2 separate regions of the Mus musculus genome follow, and region 1 is linked to region 2. The links are chromatin contacts, found by Hi-C or POLR2A ChIA-PET in ENCODE. All regions are on one chromosome and are shown on one strand. Each heading gives the region's core, a stretch centred on a gene start or an enhancer-like site at or near the end of the contact. The rest is flanking DNA. Distances are from core to core; before and after follow the strand shown. Region 1 holds the start of Serinc5 (serine incorporator 5). Region 2 holds the start of Msh3 (mutS homolog 3).

Region 1 (5,700 bases), core at 1,495-3,994, 260 kb after region 2:
ATGATACTGGAGGTGGGCAGAAAGTGGTTAGTAAGAGGACGAAAGTCAGCCTGAGGGAAGATGAAATATTGTAACTTGTGAGTTTAAGAGCCCACGGCCTGGCCTGGGACTGAGAACAAAGCAGAACAGACCCCAGGCATGCCAGGGCAGGGCTGTTGTTAAGGCATTCCTAAGAACATCTTGGCTGTAAAGATGAAAAGGTATTCAAGGACAAATAGGGCTACATTATCTGGGTTGACACCATCTGGCCGGAACCTCCCCTCAATCCGAGGACAAGCAGGGCTATCTTGTCTGAGTCAACACCACCTGGCCATAACCTCCCCTCTGTCTATTACCCCTTGGTGCCAGGTAAAGCCATACATCAACTGGTTGTTATGTGAACAAAGATAAGCTCCCAGCCCACAGGAACAAAGCCCTGATGCCCCTTCTTGCTGACCTGTAATCTTTCTGTTATTGTTTGAATGAACCAATCCCGTACCTTTGTCAAAATTCCTCATACTCCTAACCCTTTGCTTCTTTAAAAACCCCTAGCTTCCGAGCCCCAGGATCGACTCCCCTGCCTCCTGTGTGAGGTACGTGTCGGCCCAGAGCTCTGCCAATAAAACCTCGTGCGTGTTACAACAAGAGAGGATTCTTGTGTTCGTGGGTGCTTCCTGTCCCTGGACTAGAGTGGGGGTCCCCATATTTGGGGTCCAACAAGCCAAAGATAACTTTGATTTTTCAATCTACAATATTCCATCTTTGCAAAATCATGAAGGTCCATCTAGTCTGCCAGACTTCAACACTACTGTGCTAAGAAAGAGGCACCACATAGCATCTTCAGAAAACTTGAGTGCACACCAGGCAAGCATCCTACCTCAAGCACAAACAGTAAAGCTGGCTGTACGTGACATGCCACATGTTTGCACCACAGTCCGCACAACTCTTGAAGGGGCTGAGGCCAGAAGACAAAAATCACAAATCACTTTTTTTTTTCATTTCATTTAAACACCCGCATGAATACAAGTGATGGTTAAGCCAGAGCTTCAAAGAGGCCATGTTATCCAGCCTGTTCTTAGGGAAGCTAAGAATTTGCAACTTCCTGACTCTGGAAGTTAAGGCTTTTGCTAACTTTTTTTTTTTGGGGGGGGGTATCTTAGTGTACATTTGACATGTCCACAAACTATTTATTATTTTTGGCATGTTGGGGAAGGAACTCATGCATGCTGGGAAGTTCTGTACAAAGGAGTTCCACGCCCTATCTCTCCAGGTCTTTAAGAGGCATGCTCTCTCTAGGATAGTGACATCAGTACTCAGAAACCCTCAAGCTAGTGCTTGCATAGGGCTGGCAAACAAACAAAAGCAAAACAGGAGTCCACTACGAGGTCTCTGATCCTAATCCAGTGACACTGGGACACTGGGTGAGGGGTCTCCTAAAAGAGTGGGTAAGTTCCAGCTCAAAGGTTTGGACAGTTTACCCCCCTCCCCCACCTCTTGGTCGGTTCCCACAAAGACAAACTCTTGGTGTCAGACCGGTTTCCCCAGGGGCTGAAGTTCTAAGTCTAGTGACCGCCCTGCAGCAAACAATGGAGCTCGCTGTGAAGCCCTGCGGAGGTCCTGGCTCTGAGTTACAGGCTGCCACCCAGCAGGTTGCTCCTCCCACACCTTCTTATTTTTAGTTACAGCCACTGTCTTCATAACTTTTCTTAACCGCCAAGTAGGGCTCGGTTGTGTGTGTTACTCTAAACTCCTGGATCTAAGACGCCAGAAGATTCAGCGTTGGTAATAACTAAAGCACGGATTATCAAAAACAGTTTTTTTTAGTTTCTATCTCCTAAAGTTCCCAAGACACTATAGGCAAAGGCTCTGTCCAGGGAAGGTCAAGTCCTGGGTTTTGTGCCTGAGGATCAGACGCTAGGCTAGGATTGTCAGCTAGGCGTTTTCACTTCCCAAGGCTTTAGGCAAGCTATTCAAGTTACTTATCCGCTGTCACTTTCCTCACACGGGTACAGCAATGTTTATCTGAAATACTCTTCCAACCAAAAAGGCATTGGTGTAAAAATCATACTAACAGAAATGGTTTTACATTTGAAGTAACCGTGAGAAGAGATTCAGGTAGAGAGCAAAACTTGGCACTCCCTTGGCATCCAACAAGCAAATGTTGGAATCCTCCTTTCAACGTGGGTCAGCTGAGAGGCAACTAGGACCCCAACCTAGGTTCCCAGATCGACTCTCGGTCAGAGTTCCGCGGGAACAGCAGGTGGAACAGCTAGGCGCCTGGGGAGACCTGGCATCTGAGGGGGTGCGGGAACAGAGGGGTTTCCCGAACGTGGATCTGGTAGATGCCTGAGGAGTAAGGCGATCGCAGTCCCATACCAGTGGCGCCCTCGTGGAGGGACCAGCGCAGGGCATTCGGGAGGGAGTCTTCCTCTAGGGCTACGGTTTTAACTACCAAAGGCAAGCGGATCTAGTTTACTGGATCCGGGGCGGAGGAGCGCCGCGAAACCCGGCGGGTCAGTAAAACCCGAGAGCTTGTAAAGACTGCATTCCCTTGGTCTAACTCCGGCGGAAGTGCCAGAGAGGAAGAAGCCCACTGTGCTGCCCGGAAAGGGGCGGGGCCATAGCCATCCGCCGGGCCGCTCAAGGGGCGGGGCCTAGGATATGGGGCGGAACCTACACTCGGGGCGGTCTTAGGGCGGAGCCTGTGGGGCGGGGCTTGGCGGCGGTTGTTTTCGGGCCAGGGTACGGGGCTCTCAGCTGGGCTGCTGGGCTCGGGGATAGGAAGCAAGACGAGCTTCTTCAGTCGCGCGCTCGCGGACCAAGCCGAGAGGGCCCGAGTGACGGGCCCAGCGGGCAGCGTCCCCGAGGCGAGGTCGTCGGCCGCGGTGATGTCTGCCCGGTGCTGTGCTGGCCAGGTGAGCGAGGCGGGCTGCCGCGCGGGTTATCAGAATCGCGGACACCGACGCGAGCCAAGCTCGAGTTCTGGAAACCCTGTGGGCGGGAAGGGACGCGGGGAAGCCCGAGAGGCAACCCCAGCGACCTCGGTGTTCGGCCTCCGGGATTCCGGGCTGGCAGGGCGAGCGGGTCTGGAGCTGAGGATCCCATCGGTTCCCAGGACGTGTCACCTCCGGTCGAAGCCTCGAGTAGTGGCTCTGAGTTCCGTAGCTCTCCTGCCACTGCACTGCCTGTGGGATAAATCCAGGAAAAACGTGGGGTTGGACAAGATCTCTGTTTCTGTACTCCGAGCACAACTGGTCAGTCCGAGCAGGGCGGCCGCGTTTGGCATCTCCAGGTCTAGAACATGGGGCTCTGTATTCACGAGAACGTCTGGATATCCGATTTGCAAACTCCCGGACACAAGTCTAGGCACAGGGAAGGCTCAGCCCTGCTTTATGGGTTTACCGACCGGACCCTACCCAACCCTGACTGGGCACGAGCCTTCGCTCCCTTCTTTGCAACTCATCTTGCTGGAACCTGTTTTGTAATCTTGCCAGTTAAATTCACGATATCCAAGCCATAGGAGGCTCCTAACTGGAGAGAATTATTAGGTTTTAGCCCTTTAATGCTAATTTCCCTTTTTTTTCCTGCAGGGTTAGAAAAACAACAGCGAACTAGGTAAAGCCATCTGGATGTCTTTCTCCCATGTTGTCTTTTTGTTAGGTTTTAAGGGGTTATAAAAAACAAAAACAAAACCTCGAATCTGATCGCGGTGGGTGGGCATTCAGGTGCAGGACTGGTCTTGTTTACTTTGAACGTCAGGACAATGGGAGCCAGCTGTACGTGCTGTAGGGGGTTAAGCTGTGTCTCTGGACCCATCAGGTTTAGTGGCCTATAGTAGTCCTGTCCTCTTAGAGGTGGCCCTGTATGTCAAGCTGGCATTTTTCAGAAATGAGGAAAGTGGGGCTTTTTGGTTTGAGTAAAATGATGCCCGTCCCCTCAATGTCTGGAAAGGAAGGACGAAGGAATATGACCCATTCAGGCTTTTTAGACCAAGAGGGGCAGAAAAGATTGTTTTCAGAAAATTGCAAATATTCATTCTCTCTCTCTCTCTCTCTCTCTCTCTCTCTCTCTCTCTCTTTGCTGGTGCTGTAAGTTCTAGGCAAGTGCTCTTTGAGCAGCACCTCCAAGTCCATTTTTCTGGTTGTTTTGTGATACTCTTCAATTTGATGCAACCCTTTTCATTGTATAGTAAGTAATTGCATGTATTTGGGGCCATCAGCCCTTCTCTCTTGGAAGCCCCGTGAAGATCTTTCCTGACAGGTGCTTGACTTCAGGTTCTGAGAATTTATTGTTAGTACTTAAGTGAGTTTTAAAAAATATTGGTATGAGTGATATTTTGCCAGGATGTATGACTTGTTTCTAAAATCCCCCTCTTAGGGCTTTGGAAAGAACCAAGTCCTGGCCATTCCCCACAGAATCATAACTTCTGTTTCTCAGGGCTGCTGAAGGTCTCACTGTGGTAGGTTTCAGTGCAGTGAGCAGCGCTCACACCATGGTTTTATATCGCTATGTGAGGGCGTGAGCTTTAGCTAAATGTTAGAATGCTTGTCTAGCATGCACTTAGCTGGATTCAGCCACTAGTACAAAATGAACCCCTCAAACCTCACACTGTCATCAGAAGCTGAGTCTCTCAGTTGTATCCATATATTGTTTTCCAAGCACCTGCTAAATGCTAGGAGGAGGATATATTGTAGGAAGCCAAACATCTCTGCTGGCAATGATCTGTGTGTGTACACAAGTGTAAGGACATCCCATAAGCGTGTAAACAACAATAGATCCAGTTCCAGGAGTCTCGGAACAAGGCTGGGTAGTAAAACAGCCTTGGGAAGGTTGGGTGAGACGCTTGTCTGAGAAAATGCCTCTAGAATGGAGATTTAATGGAGAGAGTACAGAGGCCAGACTTAGAGTAGGTGAGAGAACTTGCCGGGCCAGATATGACTGGAGATTGTCTGTAATCCCACACAATGAGTCATACCCTTGGTGAGGGCAAGAGTCACTGGGCCTGACTGGAGCTGAAATAATGGTAATTGCAGCAAGCAAGGAGAGCACTGGGCATAACTCCTGTGTCCCCACTGGGAACCAGGGCATCTTGTTCAGGAGTTTTACGTAGACCACTTTAGAGAGACTTGCCATCACTTGTGTAGTTGGTGCATTCCTGAGTGAGCTCAGTTTGAGATAGCTGCTGCTGCTGCTGCTGCTGCTGCTTCTTCTTCTTCTTCTTCTTCTTCTTCTTCTTCTTCTTCTTCTTCTTCTTCTTCTTCTTTTTTTTAAAAGATTTATTTATTTATTATATGTAAGTACTCTGTAGCTGTCTTCAGACACTCCAGAAGAGGGAGTCATATCTTGTTACAGATGGTTGTGAGCCACCATGTGGTTGCTGGGATTTGAACTCCGGACCTTCGGAAGAGCAGTCTGGTACTCTTACCCACTGAGCTATCTCACCAGCCCCTCCTCCTCCTCCTCCTCCTCTTCCTCCTCTTCTTCCTCCTCCTCCTCTTCCTCCTCTTCCTCCTCCTCCTCCTCCTCCTCCTCCTCCTCCTCCTTCTTCTTCTTCTTTTTTTTTTTTTTTGGTTTTTCAGACAGGGTTTCTCTGTGTAGGCCCGGGCTGTCCTGGAACTCACTTTGTAGACCAGGCTGGCCTCGAACTCAGAAATCAGCCTGCCTCTGCCTCCCAAGTGCTGGGATTAAAGGTGTGTGCCACCACCTCCTGGCTGAGAAAGC
Region 2 (5,342 bases), core at 1,017-3,516:
ACTATGACACACACAAATAAATGTGATAAATAGATCATTAGCAAATGTTTCATCTTTATAACCAAGATTTAAAACATAACATGGCAGGAGAGATTGTCCAGTGGTTAGTGCACATACCACCCTTCCATCAGAGAACCTGAATTGCCAGCAACCACATCAGATGGCTGATAACCACCTGTGACTCCAGCTCTCAGAGGATTACATGCCTCGTGCCTATGCAGGCATCTACACTCACAACACACACACACACACACACTCGCAAAACACACATACACACTTTTTAAAAAATACAGCAATAGTGAACAAAAGAGAAAGTTGGAAGAACTACTAAGAGAACTGAGCTCCTCTGTGGGCCTAGCCTCTCAACCAGCAGCTGAGGAGCAGCAGGGCTCCTTCCCTACACAGGAAAACAAAGCTCAGCACTCCCATGATCCCCTCTGCCTTCTGGGGAAGCCAGCAGCTGAGAATACTTAGTCTCTGGCACTCACCAGGGTGGTGAGCTGCTACTGAGATGTTTTCTTCCTCCTTCTCTGGAACTTTCCTTGCTTTTTTCTTAGTGGGCCCACCATTTCCCAGTGACCTCTTCCTGCTGTCACCTTCTGTCACCTGTATCGGGAAGGTTGGAAATGGTGTATTAACACTATTCTAAAGCTTGAAGTCTCTGGAGTTATTTAACCTTGCTGCAGAATGATAGTAAGTTCCTGCCTGCCACTCTACTTTTTACTCTGAAAAGGCTGTTGGGGGTGACTGTTTTTGCCATCAGAGACAGAAACTGGCAGGAACAGTCTCTCATTACCTCACATTCTACTAAAATTATGTGGAATTCTCTACTTTCCTACTCATATGTTAAATAAAATACTTCTACAAGATCAATTTTAAAAAATCTATTTTCAAAATGCAAAATTATAGAAGGAAGAGGAGTAATAAACGACCAATGTATTTCCTGTTTCAAAGCTTCCATTCACTATTAAAAGATGTCCTGAGACTATCTGTTGGCAGATAATCTATGAAAAACTTAAAACTTTTGCCTAATATCCTCTCAGTGGTGAGTGCAAAATGAATCTTAGTGAATGTACAGAAATAAAAAAAAAGCCTTAAAAAGAGAGAGTAGAGCATTAGTCAGTATTGGAAAGAAATATAAATGAAATGGGTTAAGATTCTTAAACTGATTTGCAACTGCAGTAAAATACAGGAGATGCCCGTTACAATCACCTTCTACATCTTCAGTCTGGGAAATGACCGAGGCCTTAACTCACCCTGAACAAGTGTGACACATTGCCAGCTAGTGTGGGAAACATCCTTGGGCCTGTGTTTGTGGCAGTATCACGATGGGGTTTTGGTTTTGTTTCTCTTTGCTTTGCTTTGAACTATCTGATGGGCTGCAAGCAACAGGAAGTAGCCAACTATAAGCATGTACAGAAACTTCATCCATCTAAATGCTTACACTGGAAATCTGTACAGTAAAACGATATTCTGGCACGGGGATCAGAAAGACAGAGCACATGGTTTTGAATTCTGAGAAACTAGCCTTAATGACAGCTTTCTTCTAGTCAGCCAAGCAAGCATATGTAAATAAAGCTCCTCTTCAACCATCAATACAGTAGGGAAAATGTAAAGGAAAGAATGAAGAACAGAGGTTAAAAAACGCATCCTGGGCCGGCCGGCCAGTCCTCGCCATTCACCACGATAGAAGTTTCTGGCTCGGGTTCCGGCTACCGACTGGAAGCACCAAGACCTCAAATCTATTACCGCTGGTCGGGTAAAAAAGTCAACTAAAACAAGGACCAGAAGAAGCCGCCACCTTAAGCCTTCCCTGGCCCCGCCCCTTAGCCCTACCCACCATTAATAAGCTCTCCATAAGGCCTCCGCTTCCGGCCACGACGGCTACGCACCCGCCCCACCCTGACCCCGCCCCTAGCGGTCCGGCCCCACCCCGCCCTCTAGCTCCGCCCCGTCCCAGACAGAACCCGCCCGGGACGGCCTTCGCCTAGGTGGACGCTAGGGGCGCCGCGGAGCCGTACTTTACCTTCTCTGCTGGCTCCGTGGAGGACGCGCTGGATCTTAGGCTTCCCGCAGACCTGAAGAACCGGCTTAGAACCGTTTGCCTCCCCGGGCCTGGGCCGGCGGCAGTAGAGCCTCCCGACGCGGATTTCCCGCGGGGCATTGCAGTGTGCAGAAGAGCCGGCCTGCTAGGAGCGCGAGCGCGCGGCCGCACTTTCTCGCGCCTGCGCGCGCGCACGCCTCAACCTGTGCGGGACCGGCCTTGGGGGCGGAGCCTTAGCTACACAAATAGAATGCGCGGCGGGCCTTGGTGGGGGCGGGGCCTTAGCTGCACAAATAGGATGCGCGGCGGGCCTTGGTAGGGGCGGAGCCTTAGCTGCACAAATAGGATGCGCGGCGGGCCTTGGTGGGGGCGGGGCCTAAGCTGCGCAAGTGGTACACAGCTCAGGGCTGCGATTTCGCGCCAAACTTGACGGCAATCCTAGCGTGAAGGCTGGTAGGATTTTATCCCCGCTGCCATCATGGTTCGACCATTGAACTGCATCGTCGCCGTGTCCCAAAATATGGGGATTGGCAAGAACGGAGACCTACCCTGGCCTCCGCTCAGGTATTGGCCGGGCTGGGCTCGGGAAACTGAGGCGGTTCACTGAGTAGGGTCATGCACTTGGCTTGGACGCGCGGGACGGGCGTGAGCGGTAGGCCTACCGGCCTCAGCCAGAGACCAAGCTACCGGTTCCCGCGGTGATCCCCCTGCTGTGCCAGCCTTTGCTCACAGGCTCCCTGGCCGGGAGCAAAGTCCTGTCCTTGAGCGGGCAGCAACACCACCCCCCACACCCACACCGGACTTGCACCTTTCGTCGCTGAATGGAGCCTGAGCATACATGACGGGTTAACTGTTTCTCTAACTTTCAGGAACGAGTTCAAGTACTTCCAAAGAATGACCACAACCTCTTCAGTGGAAGGTAATGTAGAGTAATTAAGTCATGAGAATTATGTTTGCTTGAAGCAAGATTTACATGGTAGAGGTATGAGTAGAAAGTCTCCCCTGGGAATCTGGGATCTCTGTTTCTTGCTAGAAATTTTTGTGCGATTCCCAGATTTTATTAAACATCCTCTTAGAATACTCTATGTTTGAAATTTTGTTAGCAAGTGCATATAGCTCGAATATAACTGGGCAGAATCGGCAGCAAAATTTAGCACTTTGAATAGAGACCTGAGCCGGTATTTAGAATTGTTACTGAAAGACAGAAGACTTGAGTAAATGGAGAAAAATGCAGGGGAGAAGAGGCTAAAAATAATTTAAATCTGTTGGCTTTAGGAAGACACGGTGGGATGAAGGCTGTGGTCTTCAGTGAGGCAGTCTGGGTGACTGACTTTAAAAGAATGGGGAGTGGTGTGCAATAATTATAAGGCAGTTTCCCATTACTTGTGATTGTAAGGACATTCGCTGTAATTCTTCCTAACAGACATGTTTGCTTATTGCTTATCATTGTAGGAGAGGAGGGCAGAGCTGATGGGAAAAAGAAGTCAGCAGTGTAGATGTTGAACATTAGTAGAGAACATAGTAGGTCACTGTGTAGACAGGTTGACAAATGCCATCTTGGGGGCGTGGCACAAAACATGCACACAAGCCACCTATTCATGTTCTCTACTGAGTAGCCTGGCGTTGGGATTAATGAGTCTGATGGCCAGCTGTGCTGCTCTTTCTACGATGACTCCTCAGTTCTTAGAGGGCACACTGTGAGCAATCTCAGCACAGCAAGATTTGTTACACATCAGCTGCACCTCCAGCTCCTTGCCATTGTGGACCAGAAAGTTCTAGAGCCGCTAGGCAGCATGTGCTTGGCTTTCTTGTTGTTCCTGTAACCAATGTTGGTCATCAGGATCTGGCCCTTGAATCTTCTCTGTACCCCGCTGTCAGTGCCTCTGGGTTTCCAGTTTCCCTTAATTTTCACGTATCAGTCTGACTGGTGTCTGATGAACTTCTTGGTCCTCTTTTTGATGATCTTGGGCTTCACCAGAGGCCGGCGAACAGCCATGATGCAGCAAAACAGATGGCAGCCACCTTGTAGGCAGTGCCAAAGAAGAGCTGCAGATGCCATCTTAACACAGTCTACTCTGAGTTCAAATCCTACTACCCGAATAAAAAGCTGGACACAGTGGCACATTTGTAATACCAGCATTAGGGAGGCACAGACAGAAAGATCTCTGGGGCTTGCTCTGTAGCCAATTTGTGGGCTCCAGGTTCAGTGAGAAAACTTGTCTCAAGAAGATAGATAAAGACACCCAGTCACACTGCCTGGCCTGTGCATATGGGTTACACAAAAATATAAAAGCTTTATATTTTTACCCAGTTTATGTTGGTTGTATCCATTTACCTTCTCACTCCCCCTGAGTCCCCTTCTCCTTCCCTAAGTCATGTTCTACTTGTTATTAATAACCCTGTGTGTGGCCATTGACTAGGATGTGAGCAATCTACAATCAGTCCAGACCAGAAGATGGGCTCTCCATCTCCCAGCAGCCATCAACACCAATACCTACTGGAGGGGCCTCAGGAACCCTCCTCCATACTTGAATTTTGCCTGGCTTGATCTTGTGCAGGAGCCAGATGAGAACTGATGCATACATATGTGAGCCCTGTCGTGGCCGAAAGTCAGCCTTTCACAGCTCTCTTCCCCTTCTACCAACTCTTACATGTTTTCTGCCCCTGTCTTCTGCAAAGGTCCCTGACCTCTGAATATAGATAGGTAGAGATGATCTTAAATATACATAGAGATAGGTATTATTTCTCTGGGATAGATGAATCAGAGACAAGTAGTTTAAGATGGTGAACACATTCAATCTCAAGAATTCCAGGATTAGAACCTGTTCTCCACTTTAGACACTAATAAAGCATGTAAGGATATCAAGTGAATTACAAAATCCAGTCAACCTGAGCCCTGTGGACTGAAATTATGCATGGTTGCAATGGATTAAAACCTAAGTAAAAGATATGAACTGCATGAGCCAAACTGAAAAATTGAACTATATTTAGTTAATGAGAACTAAATCTGAATTTTAGGTAAAGCTGTTTGTCTTAATTTTTCTAAAGGATGCCCACTAGATGTCACTATGACAATCGTCTTGCCTATGTATGTCACTGACAATATATGTGTATTTTCTGATAATCTTTTCTGCTTGGTATTATAGGTAAACAGAATCTGGTGATTATGGGTAGGAAAACCTGGTTCTCCATTCCTGAGAAGAATCGACCTTTAAAGGACAGAATTAATATAGTTCTCAGTAGAGAACTCAAGTAAGTGTTATAACATGAGCTCATTACAAGAAAAGTGATCTGTTTC

The links. A loop is a pair of places that touch in the nucleus more often than their neighbours do. ChIA-PET counts read pairs that join two places held with the same protein, here RNA polymerase II (POLR2A).
Region 1: a loop to region 2 is called in a map of T-helper 17 cell, with 4 times the contacts of the local background. The contact joins the promoter of Serinc5 here to the promoter of Msh3 in region 2. A Hi-C loop is called at or near these places in 2 of 37 maps with a recorded cell type or tissue (T-helper 1 cell and T-helper 17 cell). POLR2A ChIA-PET finds 5 or more read pairs at or near these places in 4 of 5 experiments (Patski and embryonic stem cell).

What each region holds. Positions count from the first base shown.
Region 1 is chr13:92,608,394-92,614,093 of GRCm38, forward strand. It overlaps Serinc5 (serine incorporator 5), which reads left to right and starts at 2,745. Exons shown (of 12, transcript NM_172588.2): 1 at 2,745-2,894. The coding sequence starts at 2,868.
Region 2 is chr13:92,352,737-92,358,078 of GRCm38, forward strand. It overlaps Msh3 (mutS homolog 3), which reads right to left and starts at 2,267. Exons shown (of 24, transcript NM_010829.2): 1 at 2,027-2,267; 2 at 489-606. The coding sequence starts at 2,164. Dhfr (dihydrofolate reductase) reads left to right here and starts at 2,047. Exons shown (of 6, transcript NM_010049.3): 1 at 2,047-2,608; 2 at 2,914-2,963; 3 at 5,191-5,296. The coding sequence starts at 2,523. It also overlaps the pseudogene Gm19308.